2 separate regions of the Homo sapiens genome follow, and region 2 is linked to region 1. A link is a contact called in ENCODE Hi-C or POLR2A ChIA-PET data. All regions are on one chromosome and are shown on one strand. The core of a region is the stretch at or near the end of the contact, and the rest is flanking DNA. Distances in the headings are between cores, read along the strand shown. Region 1 overlaps ITPR1 (inositol 1,4,5-trisphosphate receptor type 1). Region 2 overlaps ITPR1 (inositol 1,4,5-trisphosphate receptor type 1).

Region 1 (7,427 bases), core at 4,278-6,777:
GTGTGTGTGTGTGTGTGCGCGCGTCTGTCTGTGTCTGTGTGTTTACCTTGCTGGAGTTCATTGAGTTTCTTGAATCTATGGGTATGTGTCAAATGGGAAAACTTTGAGTCATTATGTTTATGATTCAAATATTTCTCCTGCCCTGACCAACCCACGCAGACATGTGCTGGGTCATTTGATATTGTCTGACAGGTCCTGCGTTCATGGGTCACGTTTTTCTGATTCTTTGTCTAGTCCTTTATTTACTGAACATTGTAATACAAGTTTGTTGAGTATGTGGAGTCTGTTGTTCTTTAAAGAGTACTGAATTTTCTTTTGTTGTACACTAAAGTGACCTGTGGATCCCTTTGCTCCTTTGAAGGCTTATTTTCAAGCTTTATTCAGCCAGGTGTTGTGTAGAGTTAATTTTGGGGCTAGGTTAACTCCCCTTCCAAGATGGGACCCCTTTGATGTGTCTACTAACGCACAGGGTGTTCCACATGATCCCTCAGCTTTGGCTTTCCAGAATCAGGACTCCTCCCAGCCCTGTGTGCGCTCTGGGAAAGTTCAGCTTTCAGACACCTTGTTTTTCTTCATTTGGCTTCATAGGGTCTTGCCTTATGCATATGCAGTCTGATGTTCAGCCCAAAACTCAAGGGAGCCTCCTGTGCAGACTTCCAGAGCTTTTTCTGTGTGTAGTTCTGTATGCATTAGTACCCCATCCCCACAAATTCTAGCTGCCTCAGTCTCCCTAAACTTTGATCTGTCTCCTTAACTCCATGAGCTTCATGCCCTTAGCTTGGATTCTTCCTCCCTATGCTGCCATCCAGAGAGGACCCTCAGGTAGAAAATCAAAGCAATAGCCAAGCTGGCCTTGTTTGTTTCCCTATTCTCAGAGATCACCATTGTGTACCACCAGTTGTCCAACATGTGAACACAGTTGTTTGGGATATTTTATCCAGTTTTCTAGTTGTCTATGGCAATTTCATCTATTCTCTGCAGTGTCTAATTGTTTATGGCACCAACTACCACTGCTAGTTAACTCTGTCATGGCCAGAAGCTGATGTGACATTTATTTTTCTGATACATTGGCCCCGGCTCTGAGTTTCACATTTCAGAGCACAGGCCTGCGTGTGTGTTCTAGCACATGAGTACATGCGTAGATTGCTTTGACAGTTCTCCACGAAAGTCCTTTTTATTGGCTGTGCTTTTGGTAGGTAAATTTCAGAATCTGCTACTTCATTATGGCTAAGGCAAATAACCTGAAAACCACTGAAGTTTTTATTCCAACCATTGTATGTTAACTAGGAGACTCGATGCCTTCTTTGGAGAGACACTGCTTACTTTTCAGTTTGGATGCTACACGTGACACTGGCAATGGGTTTGTTGAAGATGCTGATTTTCTTTTTCTAGCTTATAAACATCCCTCCTGAACTATGACTTGTGATACCTCCGATTTAATGTCTTCCTAGTGTAGGTTGACATTTCATTGACTCCTGTTGATCATTCTTGCAGGTGGTCCAGCATGACCCATGTCGGGGCGGAGCAGGGTATTGGAACAGCCTTTTCCGTTTCAAGCATCTGGCCACGGGGCATTACTTGGCAGCAGAGGTAAGTAGCAGCTCCTGTGGTTTTCTCTTTCAAGGCTGACGCACCTCACCGCCTTTCCTCATTCGCCTGTAGCCGTCGTGTTGTAAAAGGCTTAGGGAAATACACTCAGTCACCTTGCTTTTCCTCCTGTTTTTCTGTTTCCTTCTGATTCATTTTCCTAGAAGACTCAAAAATGATTACCACATTTTGGTAGGTGACAGGGATGCTGATCAAGATGTGGGGAGAAAGTAAGTTAGAAGATCATGCCGATCTAGGTTTTCGGTATTATTTTCCATTTCGCTTTTATATACGACCCTCCCCACGTCTTGTCTACCAGCCCCACACCTAGCATGAGCGACTGAGGCTGCAGCAGAAACATGATATGTGGAACCGGAAGCACTAAGACGTATAAGGAATTAGATAATCTTATAAAGAAATTTGGCTACTCAGAGCATTAGTGGAATAGACAGTGGCTTATCTTTTACTTGTAGGAATGTCAAAAATCACGGAAATTAACTTTACCTTAAATGTCTGTGAAGGGGCCAGGCACAGTGGCTCACACCTATAATCCCAGCACTTTGGGAGGCTGAGGAGTTCAATATCAGCCTGGCCAAAATGGTGAAACCCCGTCTCTACAAAAATTAGCCAGGTGTGGTGGTGCACGCCTGTAGTCCCAGCTACTTGGGAGGGTGAAGCAGGAGAATCGCTTGAACACGGGAGGCAGAGGTTGCAGTGACCCGAGATCGCACCACTGCAGTCCAGCTTGGGTGACAGAATGAGACTCTGTCTCAAAAAAAATGTCTGTGAAGAGTTTTTGAGGAGACGAAAGACTCAATGCTGAAGGACAGGAGGAATTTACCTTTTAATTTTTGTATCAAATGAAGCAGCCATCCTACTGTGTGACATGTCGAGCTTTACTCTGATCTGCTGGGAGATGTATGATGCATATTTCTATCAGATTCTAGTCGTGCATCAAAAGACCCCCACTGTTGTCTGGGACCACCCATGAGACTACTGAGAGATTTCCAAGGTGATGGTGGGTGTCAGCACTGCTCCTGTGCCTGACCCGAGGAAGGCTGGCTCTTAAGTGTGCTCAGCCCCCCACGGTGCCTAATACATGAAGTGATGATTTTGATATATTTAAGAACTGAAGATCAAGAACTCCAAGTTCAAATTTGAGATAAAGCCATAGGGAATTACAGACCCAGCTAATCAGCTGTGAGAGATGATTTATGTGGTTTCCTGAAGACTAATGGTGGTGGCATTATCTGTCATGTTTTGAAGCTAATGTAGCTCTTGCTGGAGGCCTACATTTTTTATTTTTAGCTAAAAATAGGATTATCAGTGACTGTGTATTGATCTTTTATTCATCTCAGGCTTTTAACTATTGCTTTGCCAGTGAATTCATTGTCTTCCTCTGTCTATACTTGAGAGCCGTCTCTTGGTGACTGGTGGATGTTCCATGTGTGCTGTACCCATGTGACCTGTATCATTGTCGTGGCATGCTGGTTTTGTGAACAGAGGGAATGGACAAGTTCTTAGCTGTTCAAGGATGTTTGCAGGCCTTGAAGTCTCCTGCAAGTGGGGCCCAGTCCTTAAGAAAGCAATGGATGTTTTAATTTCCTAATGATTCTTTTTCATCAGGTAGACCCTGACTTTGAGGAAGAATGCCTGGAGTTTCAGCCCTCAGTAAGTATGGACAAGAGCCTTCTTGTCTTCATCTGGTAGGGTGCGGCCAAATGATCTGGAGCTCCATTTAAGAAACTGTCACTGTGGTCACGGAGTGCTGGGGAAGGAGGAACCTTAGGCTCCCTTAAAACACGATCATGTTCTGTGCTTCCCTTGAGAGGGACCATAGTCCTTTGTGTCTCGATTGGTCCAGGGACTGTTGTTGATGATGGTATTTCCATGTGTAGTAACGGGGTCTCCATTTCTAAGTTGGAGAAGTTCATGGTATCACTTGGAAGACTCCTAGGGTTGGAGACAGTGACACCTCATATGGAAGATGGTCTTTTCAAACCAATTGCCTTATTGCTGTTGACCTCAATCCATGACTCACACAGCTTTTTCAGGGAGTAAGTATGTGAGGTGGATAGTGTTACTGAGGCTATGGAGGTAACACATGAGGCTTAGTGCACCTGGCGTGTGATTAGATACTCAGCTAATCCGTCCTTGATTTCTGCAAGGTCAGAAATAGGCTTTAGTGTATAGGATGGTTTAGAATTTTAAGTGCAAAATGGCTCTTTCTCTGGAGACCATATCGCCAAGTAATGCTGATACGTAGACACTTTGGACTTCAGGTGTCCACATTTATGGGTTGAAGAAGGCAGCGGTTGTGTTACATGGAAAGGGTGGGTATAAGTAAGACAGTTTTCTTGTGGAGTGCTTGATTCTGGTCTAGGATTGAAACAGTTGCTCCTGTGTCTGACATGTGTGTCTACACGATGATCTCAGCAGTGGGCATGGAAGGTGGTATTGAGGGTGTTTCTTTCTTTTTTTGGCAAGATTTTGAAAAAGAAATGGAGGGATTTTCTTAAGGCACTTTAATGAAGGGAATTGGGTGAAGGGAATTCAAATTGTAATTGTCCTTGGAAAGTGTTGTGAATTCTGCTGTTATGGTTATCCTTCTAGTTATGTCTTGGTGAAATGTTGGCTTTGAAAGACACTCTGACTGAGGCCTTCCTGCTGTGGGTTTGTGGATTTGCTGGGGAGCCTCTCCTCCCTTTTGTGCTCCTTACTGGGGTACCCGAGGCTCACCTTCCTTTTTTTCATCCTTGTCACCCCTATTTCTAGAGTCCATTTTGAAAGCTTTGCTTCCACAGTTAATATGGCTTGGAAAACCCTGACCCAGTTTAACCCTCTGTCAGTGCATGAGGAACTCTGTGGTAAAACTTCTCTGCATCATGTTCATGTTGTTATTGTTTGAACACTTGGACTGGGAGGGACGTCATGTTTCACAGGATGGTTCTTGTCCTTGCACCTTCTTTATTTCAAGAGAAGGAGCTGCCTCTGTGTGGCCAACATCTGGTGGTCTCCATGCTGCCGTCTGTGGTGACATGGAGGAAATCTTACCTCTGAGATTAGGCAAGCTGTGGATCCTTTCGGTGAGCGCTGATGTCCAAGTGAACTTTGTGCTCTGGCGGGTAGAGGGCTGCTCTCCTGGCCTCCTGGTACAGGAGGGAAGACTGGCATTTATGGTGCAGGAGGAAGAGTGCAGTTTAAATACCAGACCTACCATTTATGAGCTGCTGTGTGACCTTGGACAAGTTACTTGCCCTCTCTGAGCCTCAATTCCTTCATCTATACAAGTGGCATTTTTCAGGTTCTCCCAGATCATTAGCATTTTTAGTGCCTTTGCGTCCACCAGGTTGTCTGGGCTGCACAGCAGTGTATAAAAGGAGTTAGGGTGGGTTTTAGGATCTTCCTGGTACAGAGGAGGAAGCAGCCGTTGAGAGTGGTCCAGACTCATCCCCCATCTCAGGCTCCCTCAGAGTTCAGTGGTCTTTTGACGTTTTCGTGCTTTTTGGCGTCAGAGAGGCGGATGTGCCAGCAGCCTTGGGTGCAGATCTAGACTGCATCACTCTGGCTACTTCGATGTTGATTGGGGGTGGGCTGCTTGCAGAGGAGGGGTGCATGGAGAGGGGATCTTACCCGACGCCCACACGGCCAACAGCACAGATCTGCCCGGTGGCAAGGTGTTAGTACTGGGAGGACCCCACCCCCCTCATACTCTTCTTGGTTTGGAAACTTGGATGGAAAACCTCGAATTTTTTTGAGTTGATTGGTTTCCCTAAGAACAGCTTCAGTGCCTGTGGTTTTTGCCTCGGACCTCACTTGGCTTTGTTGTGCTCGTCCTTCTAAATTCAGCACCCTGAAGACACTTGCTTGGTGCCAGAGGGAGAAAAAGGACCACCAGAGGCTCCCGCTCCTCTGCCAGGCTTCTGCACATGTGCCTTTCTTTCCACTAGGTGGCAAGCGCCGACTGCACAATGAAAGGATGTCAGGACGCTGCCTCTCAGTCACTTTTCCAGACACAGTGGACGTAATGCAATTGTGATTTTCCTCTCAACTCCCACAGGTCTCTGAAACTTAACTGCCAGCCTGTAGCTGAGTCCTGTGTCTCAAACCATAGCCAGGTCAGAGTTTATTTTGAAAGTGGCATGTGGAGTAATATGCCAGATGGTTCGGAGAGAACAAATGTTGCTCAAAGTTCTTACTCCTAAACTGCAGTTGTAGAAGTGTTCTGTCACTGTCCAGGTAATTCTTCCTTTAGCGTAGATAGAATAAAGGGTCTGGGGTTTGTGCAAGTAAAGGGATGAGCAATTAGAGGAGAAATTGTGAGAAAGGGAAGAGATACAGGTTTTGGATATTAAAAGAACCTTTTTTAAAAAAACACACATAGAGGTTGGGGGCCGCAGCTGAACTAACAGGCTATTGCCCTGTGCTCCTGCATTTCAGGCCCCGTAAGAGTTAGATTCTCCCAGGCTCTCTCCTTTGCCTTTGATTTGATTTCCGTTTCTTGATTCTTTTGTTTTCCTGGTGAAGTCTCCTTCCTCTCTGTCTGGAAAGGGGGCAGAGCTTCAGCCTAAGAAAAGCAGGCTGTAGTGACAAAGAAAATGTGCTTCCTCAATAGATGCAGGTGGAGGCTGTCATCCTGCAAGGATGTTAGACATGGAAAATCACGCGATGTAGAGTTGCCGGGCTGAGCGCGAGCTGGCCAGTCTCTTCTGAGCAGACTCCTTGTCTAAGCCCCCTCCTTGAATATCTGTAGGCAGATGGGCTTTGGAGCCTAGAATATGCTTTTTTAGTTTCTCAGGAAAGTTTTCATCATTGTTCCTCAGCCTTCGCTATCAGAGATTTTCTTCGCTCTCAGCCAAATCCCTGATGTCTCAGGAGAGGCCCGTCTTCCCTGACCTGTCATCAGCAGCCCTCTCAATTAATGCTGGACATCTTTTTCAGGGCTACGCTGACTTCTCAAATATTTCTTTTGGCTGCGTTGGGGTTGCTGCTTACGAACACTTGGATTCAGGTTTATTTTGTTTTAGTTTTTCTCCTGGGAAGTTGCTATATCATATTGTGAGTAGACAATTATCACTGTAGATGAATCCAGCTGCCCACAACCAAATCTGCAGGATGAGTTTCCTCAACATCCCCTCTCCCCTAGCTCCTGCGGATGGATGTACCTAGAGTTTTTTTTTTGTTTTTTTTTTTTAATCATCTGGAGCACTCCTTCCACGGTCATCTCTTAGTGTAACTGCACGTTTTTGAAAGATTTTTTTTTTTTTTTTGAGACAGAGTCTCACTCTGTCGTCTAGGCTGAAATGCGGTGGCGCGATCTCAGCTCACTGCAACTTCTGCCGCCCAGGTTCAAGTGATTCTTCTGTTTCAGCTTCCCAAGTAGCTGGGATTACAGGCGCCTGCCACCACGCCCAGCTAATTTTTGTATTTTTAGTATTGACGGGGTTTATATTGGTCAGGCTGGTCTTGAACTCCCGAACTGAGGTGATCTGCCTGCCTTGGCCCTCCCAAAGTGCTGGGATTACAGGTTTGAGCCACTGCAGCCAGCCTGGGCTAATTTTTTGTATCTTTAGTAGAGACGGGGTTTCATTATCTTGGCCAGGCTGGTCTTGAACTCCAGACCTCGTGATCCACCTGCCTTGGCCTCCCCAAGTGCTGGGATTACAGGTGTGAGCCACCGTGCCCGGCTGGAACATTTTTATTGCAACACAAAGAGGTAGAGCGTAAATATCCCTGGCTGCATGGCCAGTTGTCATCTTTTAGGACTGCTCTGTAACTGTGGTCCTTTTCCTGCCAACTGCTGACATTCACGATCCTTTCTTCTCCGTTCCTGTGGATTG
Region 2 (7,427 bases), core at 3,393-5,892, 65 kb after region 1:
ATCTGAATCACTCTCTAACTCAGAAAATCTTCAAGCCCCTAGACCCTGCTTGAGAAGGAAACATAATTATTTTATGTATTATTAATAACTGGTTTTGTTTACTGTGGGTTTTTATTATTAAACTGCTGTTGACTTAAGTTATTACTCAAAGAGCTTTGGAAAGAAATTCAGAGGCCAGGAATTAATGTAAAAGGATATCTTAGAATGTATTTAAAATCCATTTCCCTTCTGAATAGTAGTAGCTGTTTTAGTACTAGAAAGTATATGACCTCAGGTAATGCCTGGGTTTTCATTTCATACAAATTGTCAGTCTCCTATTAATTACCAAAGCGTCTTTGCTCCAGCTGAGTAAAGTATTAACATTTCCAGCTACTAGTGTTTCTGACAGCAACTTAAATTTGCAAAACATACTAAATGTTAACAAAGCCTAATAAAAAATCAGTTGAGGATCATCCAACTATCCTTAAACAAGCGTAATTGTGATACTTCTCTTGTGCTTTTGTTTTTCTTGGACACGATGCTGATAAATCCCATGTCACTAATATCACTTGAGTTGGCACTAATCATCCTAGAGGGAATATAGTTTCCTTTAATCATCCACAGGACCAGGCTGGGGATATGCTGGTCTTATTAGCTGCTGAAGTTACAGCTGGTACCGTTTGAGCTTCTGACCCCCGACTGAGTCATAAAATGAAGCTAAGGAAAGAATTTTCTTCTAAACTGGGCTAATTCTACTCTAGTCTTTCACTCTACTCTTTCCCACCCTCTTCGGAAAAAAACATTGGGGAATTTGCCCTTGCTCCCAGCTCGGTTCATGTTTTCATGTCCACAAGCAAGCACACGGCTGTCTGCACATGTGGTTAAGTGACCTGCGAGGTCTGATGCCTGATATGTGAATAAAGCGTGGCAGCATCGTGTCCGTTTTGGTCCTGAGCAGATGTCACTGTGAGCTCTGGCCGTGTCCTAAGCGCCCAAGCCTCTTAGGATGGTTACCCATCTAGCAAGGCTTTAAGGAGAAACGTCAGCAATAAGAGTAAAGTCTATAAACTTGGCTGGCTTGTATTTCCTTTCCTAACATTTCCTTCTCTCTCTCTCCCCTTTTTTCTTTTCCAGCTAATTTCCATTGATGAATTGGATAATGCTGAGGTCCTAATTTTGTTGTTTTTTGTTTTTCATGTCTCATGGTGGTGTTTCCGTGACACCTTCCCAGTTAGCCCTGTGATCCTTCCTCTAGTCTCACAGCGTCGAGTATCTGGCTTTGTGTGGTGTGCCCTCTGGGAGTGAGTGGAGTCTGTCGTGTCTGTGTTAGCATTTCCCATGAGTTTGTTTGCCATTAGTCCTTGGAGATCTCATCTGAGTCTAGATGAAGACTTTCTAAACTGCAGTAAGATTTTAATTGTTCACTGTCTAAAATCTCAGCTGAATTTGTGGTTGACGCTGGCCATTAACCTATCTCTGAAAGTCAGTTTTGAAATTGGCCTAAAGAACTTCTCTATCTGTGAGTAAAGCATCTGATACAAAACGATACAACAGCATTGGTATAATTTGAAAGTAGTAAAAAAGGAAAACTCATTACCCTCTTGGTCTACGTATTGAAAAGTATTGAGTGTGAGAGTTCATATAAAACTTTTTTTAAGCGCAGTGTGAATTCCTACGTGCTAGTTGAGACTTTCCATCCGCAGGCTCACCGGCAAGGTTAGAAATGTCCTGTATCCATGGCTTCTCTTCTAGGAAAACTATGTATAGATCCAGAAATTGAATATCATCCAGTGGCTTCTGTACTTATATATCAAGCTAGTTTCCCGTACCCAGAATTACCATGGAGACTGACTAGTGGTCATTTTGTTTGGGATCTGGGGGCCTCTTGAATGTTTTCTGTTTTGTGCATTTCTTCAGTATTCCTTGCTGTATTTTTAGGTTGTGACACATGCTAGGTAAATGCTACCAGAAAATTTTAATTTGAGGAATTCATGTACATAATTGAGAGGGTTTCATTGGTTGGCAAATCAAGCAAACTGGACAAAAACTTAATTTGTCTTTTAAAAGTCACTTCTCTGATCTACTTCAGATCTCTGTTTCTTCTTTTAGTAGACCAACTAATGCCTTTAGATGAGATAGAGCTACCAAATAGAACATGCTGTCTACTCTAGTATCTACTCTAATTAATACACCGTAATTTCAGGAATACTAAGAAATGGTTCAGATATCCCTAAGGAGGGTTTGAATTACCAGCTTGAAACAGAAAGCAGCATGAGTGCTTATGTTGAATTTGGCACAGTTGCCTCCGGAATGGAGCTCAGAGAGGCTAAGTGACTGGTCCTAGCTCACACAGCTAGACAGTGACTAAATCAGGACAAACACGTGGCTGGCTTTCCTGATGTGCTTACTGTTCTACCACAGTCAATTCCATAAGCACAGATTTTTCCTTATATTAATTAGACGGGAGCAGGTGAGAGGGCCATGCCTTCTGGGAAGACTAGAAGGTGAGAAAAACAAAAGGGAGTGCACCAACTTAATTAACTGCCGTTAACTGCAGGGAATTTTGCCGTTTCCTGTTTAGCATTCCTTCTTCCGGGTTATTTATATGCCAGAAAAATCACTTCTATGCTGAATTTGATGTTGGCACCCTTTAAGACTCTTGTTTCTACGTAGAGTTGTAAATGCCTCACTGATTTAAATTTTTCCTCTGAAATATTGAGGTTGAGTTTCTATTTGCTTAAGTACAAATGAAGTCGGGAAAGGAAAACCTTCCCTAATCAGAGTCTGTGGTGTTATTAATACACTGTTTTGCCCCATAGTAATCAGTTGATGTGTTTGCTTGCTCAAGATAGAACTTGGGTCTCCTGGCTGGGAGTTTATTGCTCACTTATGGAAAGATTCCACAGTTGGAGCAGGTGTGTTTGTAATTATACTCTAGGAAATAGAATACTGTCTGTTTATAAAAGAGGAATGTTCTGGCAGCCACTCAGATTCTTTGAAAATTCCCTGAAGAAGCAACTGTGGATCCCCTTCTGCGTTGTTCCCCTGGCAACTGCCAGCGCTGGGACACCGATGCCCTGTCCCCAGCCCCTCAGGCTGGTGGATCTGGCCCTCTCAGCGGAGATGCCTCCTTGGCCTTTATAATTGATGCCGTTCTGGAAGCTACCACAGCTCCTGTGGTTTCTCCCCCACCAAGTCGTTTGCCGGTGTGTACTCCTGGAAACCTGCAGCCCACAGCTGGAGTTCTGCAGAAGCTTAATGAGAATTCGTGCTGGCCCGGGATTAAGGCAGGGCCTCACATCTGAACTGCGTACCCATGTTCCAAAGTCTAAATGTGGTGGGGAAGAGCCCCAAGGCTGTGTAGGGCCTGCCCAGTGGCCCACTGAGGAAGGGACGCCATGCTTTGATCATAAAGGCCACTTGATGTGCAATTAATGACTTGATAAAAAGTACAATGCCTACTGAGGCCCTGTCAGTGCTCTGAGAAAACAGGGTGAAATGAGGACACAGGTGTAGATTTCCTGCAAGAAAAGCGCATGGTATGGGGTCTTCCCCGCTGCATTCTAGAATAAAATTTTGTTTGAAACCAGGAAGAGGAGGGGTTGTTTGTTTTTTGGCAAGCAAAGAGGCAGGGTCTCCATCCTTACCCCCTGATTTTTCTTAATCCCCTGGGGCTGGGGCAGGGGGACAGATGGGGTGGAGGAGAGAGAGAAACTCCTCATGTTGTTGTACCTTCCGCTCAGAGCTGGGTGAATTGTTACACATGTGTACACCTGTGTAGCCGCCACCTAAATCAAGACACAGAATGTTTCCATCATCCCAGAAAGTTCCCTCCTCTAGCCATTCTTGGCTTGAAAGAGTTAACAGCTGGTGCTAAAGACATTCATTTATATGACTAATATTTGAGTGCCTGTTACGTCCAGGGGGATTTGGATACAGTGGTGCCCCAAATGGGCACAGTGTCTGCCATTCTGGAGATTACAGTTTTGTGGGGGGCAAAGGGACAATAATACAGATTCATGCAAGATGACAGCTCTCAGCTGTGAGACACATTAGAAAGGAGAAGCTCATGGAATCCGGGGACTTCTACCTAAGCAGGGAGGCCAGGTAGCGGCTTAGGAGATCAGGTGATGACAGGTGAGTGGCCCCAACAGGTAATCATGTGAATTGCTTTCCTATGCTTTAAAGTGCTGCACTAATCAAACGGATAGTTCCAGCGAAGTACTCCCGAGGTGGTGAGCAGAACAGTAGTCCACCTAGTTTTCATAGATGTGTCTGTAGAAGGGATTGGTGTGTTTAGAAAGCAGGTACTGTGGTTCAGTGGACGTGTCTGTTTCTACGTATTTGAGATGTGATTCCCACTGAATCACTGCCTCCTTGGAACTGTGGAATCTCTGGAGCCATTGGTGCCAGCTAGCAACTTTGCCCTCCTGCATTGCAACAAAAAAGCTAAATTCACATTCCAGCTACTCAGGGCGGCTGCAGCCTGCATATGTTAACTCCTCGACTTCTCCTACTTGAGCTGCTTCTGCCGGCAAAAGATGCCATTGTAAAATTCGAGGTAGAGGGGGAAACAGGAGAAACAAAGAGTGATTAAATTTCACCTTCAGGGGGCGTTCTCATGACGCCCAACCCAGGGTGGAGATGTCCTACTTTTTACATTGCTGTGAACTGCTGGGTTGGGTACCTGCCAGTGTTCAGGCAGCAGTTACATAAGAGCTGCTTTTTTTCCTGGAATTTAGGCTCACTGCTGATGTGTGACCTTCAGCAGTAATTGCCAATAAATGCAGTGGGGCTGTTTACTGTTAGACACTGGCAACCACAGAGCAAACTCAACTCAGAACATACAGAACCTATTGCAAAGTCAGTGGAGGGATATATATATATATATATTTATATATATTTATATATGTCTGTGTGTAGATACGTGTGTGTGCGTGTATATATATATATATATATATATATATATATGCATATCACTGAGATTATTCCGTAATGACTGAAGTTGTATAATTTGGTCATGTCAGAATGTGTTTTTAAAAAATGAACTTTGCTATTGGGTTCTGATGAGCTTGTCCTATAAACTGTAGGTGAAACCACATTGTTGGAGCTAAATAATTTTTGCTTAGTTCTGTTTCTAAAAACAAATAGAGTTAGTAAAGATAGTTGTCTCAGCAGATAGGAAGATTTAAAGTTGTTCTACTGAAATGCTAGATAACTTCTATTTTAGCTCAATTTTCTTTAAAGCTTTCTGTTTTCTTAGTGTGGGTTTTCAGAGGCTGATGCAGGATCGGGCCCAGCAAACATATTTGCAAGCCTGTTCACTGTTGGTCTCCTCTGAGGTTATGAGTGAGTGGAAAGGAACTCTGAAGACTGATTCGAGCGGCTGGAGATACAAATTGTCTTTGATTTGCTGATAACTAGATCTACGGTACAGTTACATTTTTTGAATTGCATTCGGTTTCTATCAGGTTAGTCATAGAAAGAGACATCCCATTTCAAAGGAAAATTCTAGAAGCCCCAGGGTAGGAAGGGGATTACTGCTGAGGGCAGTAGAAAACAAAGGGTATTTGCAGGCCGCGATCTGTGCTGGTCTGTGATAGGCACACATGAAGCGGATGGATGGATGTGCGTGGGTGCTGTTGTGCAGACACCAGAAATAGTCACCTTAGGAAGTCTGTGTGCTCCTTTTCATTTAAGAATGATAAAGTATAATTTCTTTCATTTGTAGTAGAAATTTGTCCCTTGATAAAATGCTGGGTACATTATGTGTTGCAAGTGAGTAGATCAGTGTCGCATATGCATATATTCAGTTACTACCCAAGGTACCATAATGAGGGCCTGATTCGTGGCCTCATCCAGGAAGGACACTTAAGATTCAGTGACTTGAGGTGCAGTTTGAATTTCTATTTCAAAGCCATTCATTGGGAGTCATTTTTCTATTAAGTTAGGTTTTGCTCACCTCGCCTAAAAACACTGGGAAGACAAGATTGCAGAGTAAATATGAAGAGGCAGTAGAGGGCACTAGTTGGTTTCTCAGTTCAAAACCAGAGCACATCAGATCACTATGAATCGCCTGCTGATGTGTGAGATTGGCCTTGACTGGAGGTGCCAGCGCCTGAACGCAGTGACTGGTCCTGGGACTAAGCAGGAATACAGAACATGGGAATTTCAGAGAGCCCGTGCCCTCAAAATGTTCCCCCTAAACACATGTTCAATGAGGGCTTCACCTTTCATGTAAAAAACGTGACAATAAAAATATAATTCCATTTATTCATTTACTAAACATTATCTTTTCCTTGGGGTATTATACATTGTATTTATACAGATCTTATTTGAACATATATATCCTATTAATATGCTTATATTTATTGAAATTACAGCTTATTGCCATAAAATAACCTTATCCTCAAGGAAACATAGCCAACATCCGCATTAGAAGGAAGTGCTAGTATAGGCTATGGGTGGTTTTACCGACTTAGATACCATGTATGGCCTGGCCCCTTCCATGCCTGGCCCATGGGTTGGATTATTTAGGGAACTTGCCAGCTAGATATTGTGAAATGAAATTTACTGAAAATAAACCAAGGATTAATTAGTATTTTAGTTAGAAGGAATCCTAAAGAATATTTGCAGCCATGTGTGGTGACTCACACCTGTAATCCCAGCACTTTGGGAGCCCGAGGCAGGCGGATCACTTGAGGTCAGGAGTTCGAGATCAGCCAGGCCCACATGGTGAAACCATGTCTCTACTAAAAATACAAAATTAGCTGGGTGTGGTGGTGCATGCCTGTAGTCCCAGCTACTCAGGAGGCTGAGGCAGGAGAATCGCTTGAACCCTGGAGGCGGAGGTTGCAGTGAGCCGAGATCATGCCACTGCACTTCAGCCTGGGAGACAGAGCAAGACTCCATCACAAAAACAGACAGACACACAAAAAAAGAATATTTGCTTTGTCCTCCTTGAGTAGGTCAGGAAGTGGATGCCCAGAGAGGTTCAGTGACTGGCTCAGGGCCACACAGAGAGCCAGAGCTAAACCCTGGATGAGCCATAGTCACAGGATGCTCATGCAGTGCTCTGGGGTTTTCCAGTCTATTCCACGAAGGGATCACATTGAAAAGTGTTTTTCTGGTTAGACACGATTCTTGAAGATGCAAAGCATCCTCTGTTTTCTCAAACGGCTTCGTAAAATTTTCAAGGGAAAAGACAGTTATTAATTTAAATTTAATTTTTGTTTTAAGAATTAATTAAACTAATTTTAGAACAAGCATGACAGCAGTTTAACAGAGGAAATAGTGTGTCAGTACAATCATAAAACATAATCCCTGCCGGGTGATTAAGAAATAGATATATACTACCTATTTCTATTCTGAAAGAATTCAAGATGCTTCTCTGGACAAAGAGAGCACAGGCAAGAGAATTCAAACAGACGACATACTAGTTCCATCTT

What was found. Hi-C counts contacts between places; a loop is a spot of excess contacts on that map. ChIA-PET counts read pairs that join two places held with the same protein, here RNA polymerase II (POLR2A). Pooled maps may share reads with other maps.
Region 2: a pooled map shows a loop between it and region 1 (5-fold over the local background). The contact joins two enhancer-like sites. A Hi-C loop is called at or near these places in 18 of 168 maps with a recorded cell type or tissue (Caco-2, Calu3, HCT116 and 12 more) and 14 of 50 pooled maps. POLR2A ChIA-PET finds 5 or more read pairs at or near these places in 3 of 52 experiments (H1, HEK293 and WTC11).

Annotation. Positions count from the first base shown.
Region 1 is chr3:4,650,629-4,658,055 of GRCh38, forward strand. ITPR1 (inositol 1,4,5-trisphosphate receptor type 1) reads left to right here. Exons shown (of 62, transcript NM_001378452.1): 11 at 1,495-1,590; 12 at 3,214-3,258. Among named protein-coding and RNA genes, the nearest start is that of EGOT, 97 kb to the right of the region's middle. Within about 2 kb of position 5,528, at least 4 of the 41 ENCODE cell types and tissues checked have a DNase peak (open chromatin) inside an H3K27ac peak, as active enhancers do; they include heart right ventricle, where a contact is called at or near this core.
Region 2 is chr3:4,716,254-4,723,680 of GRCh38, forward strand. It overlaps ITPR1 (inositol 1,4,5-trisphosphate receptor type 1), which reads left to right. Exons shown (of 62, transcript NM_001378452.1): 40 at 1,114-1,146. Among named protein-coding and RNA genes, the nearest start is that of EGOT, 32 kb to the right of the region's middle. RefSeq lists an enhancer at 2,661-3,161. Within about 2 kb of position 4,643, at least 24 of the 41 ENCODE cell types and tissues checked have a DNase peak (open chromatin) inside an H3K27ac peak, as active enhancers do; they include heart right ventricle, where a contact is called at or near this core.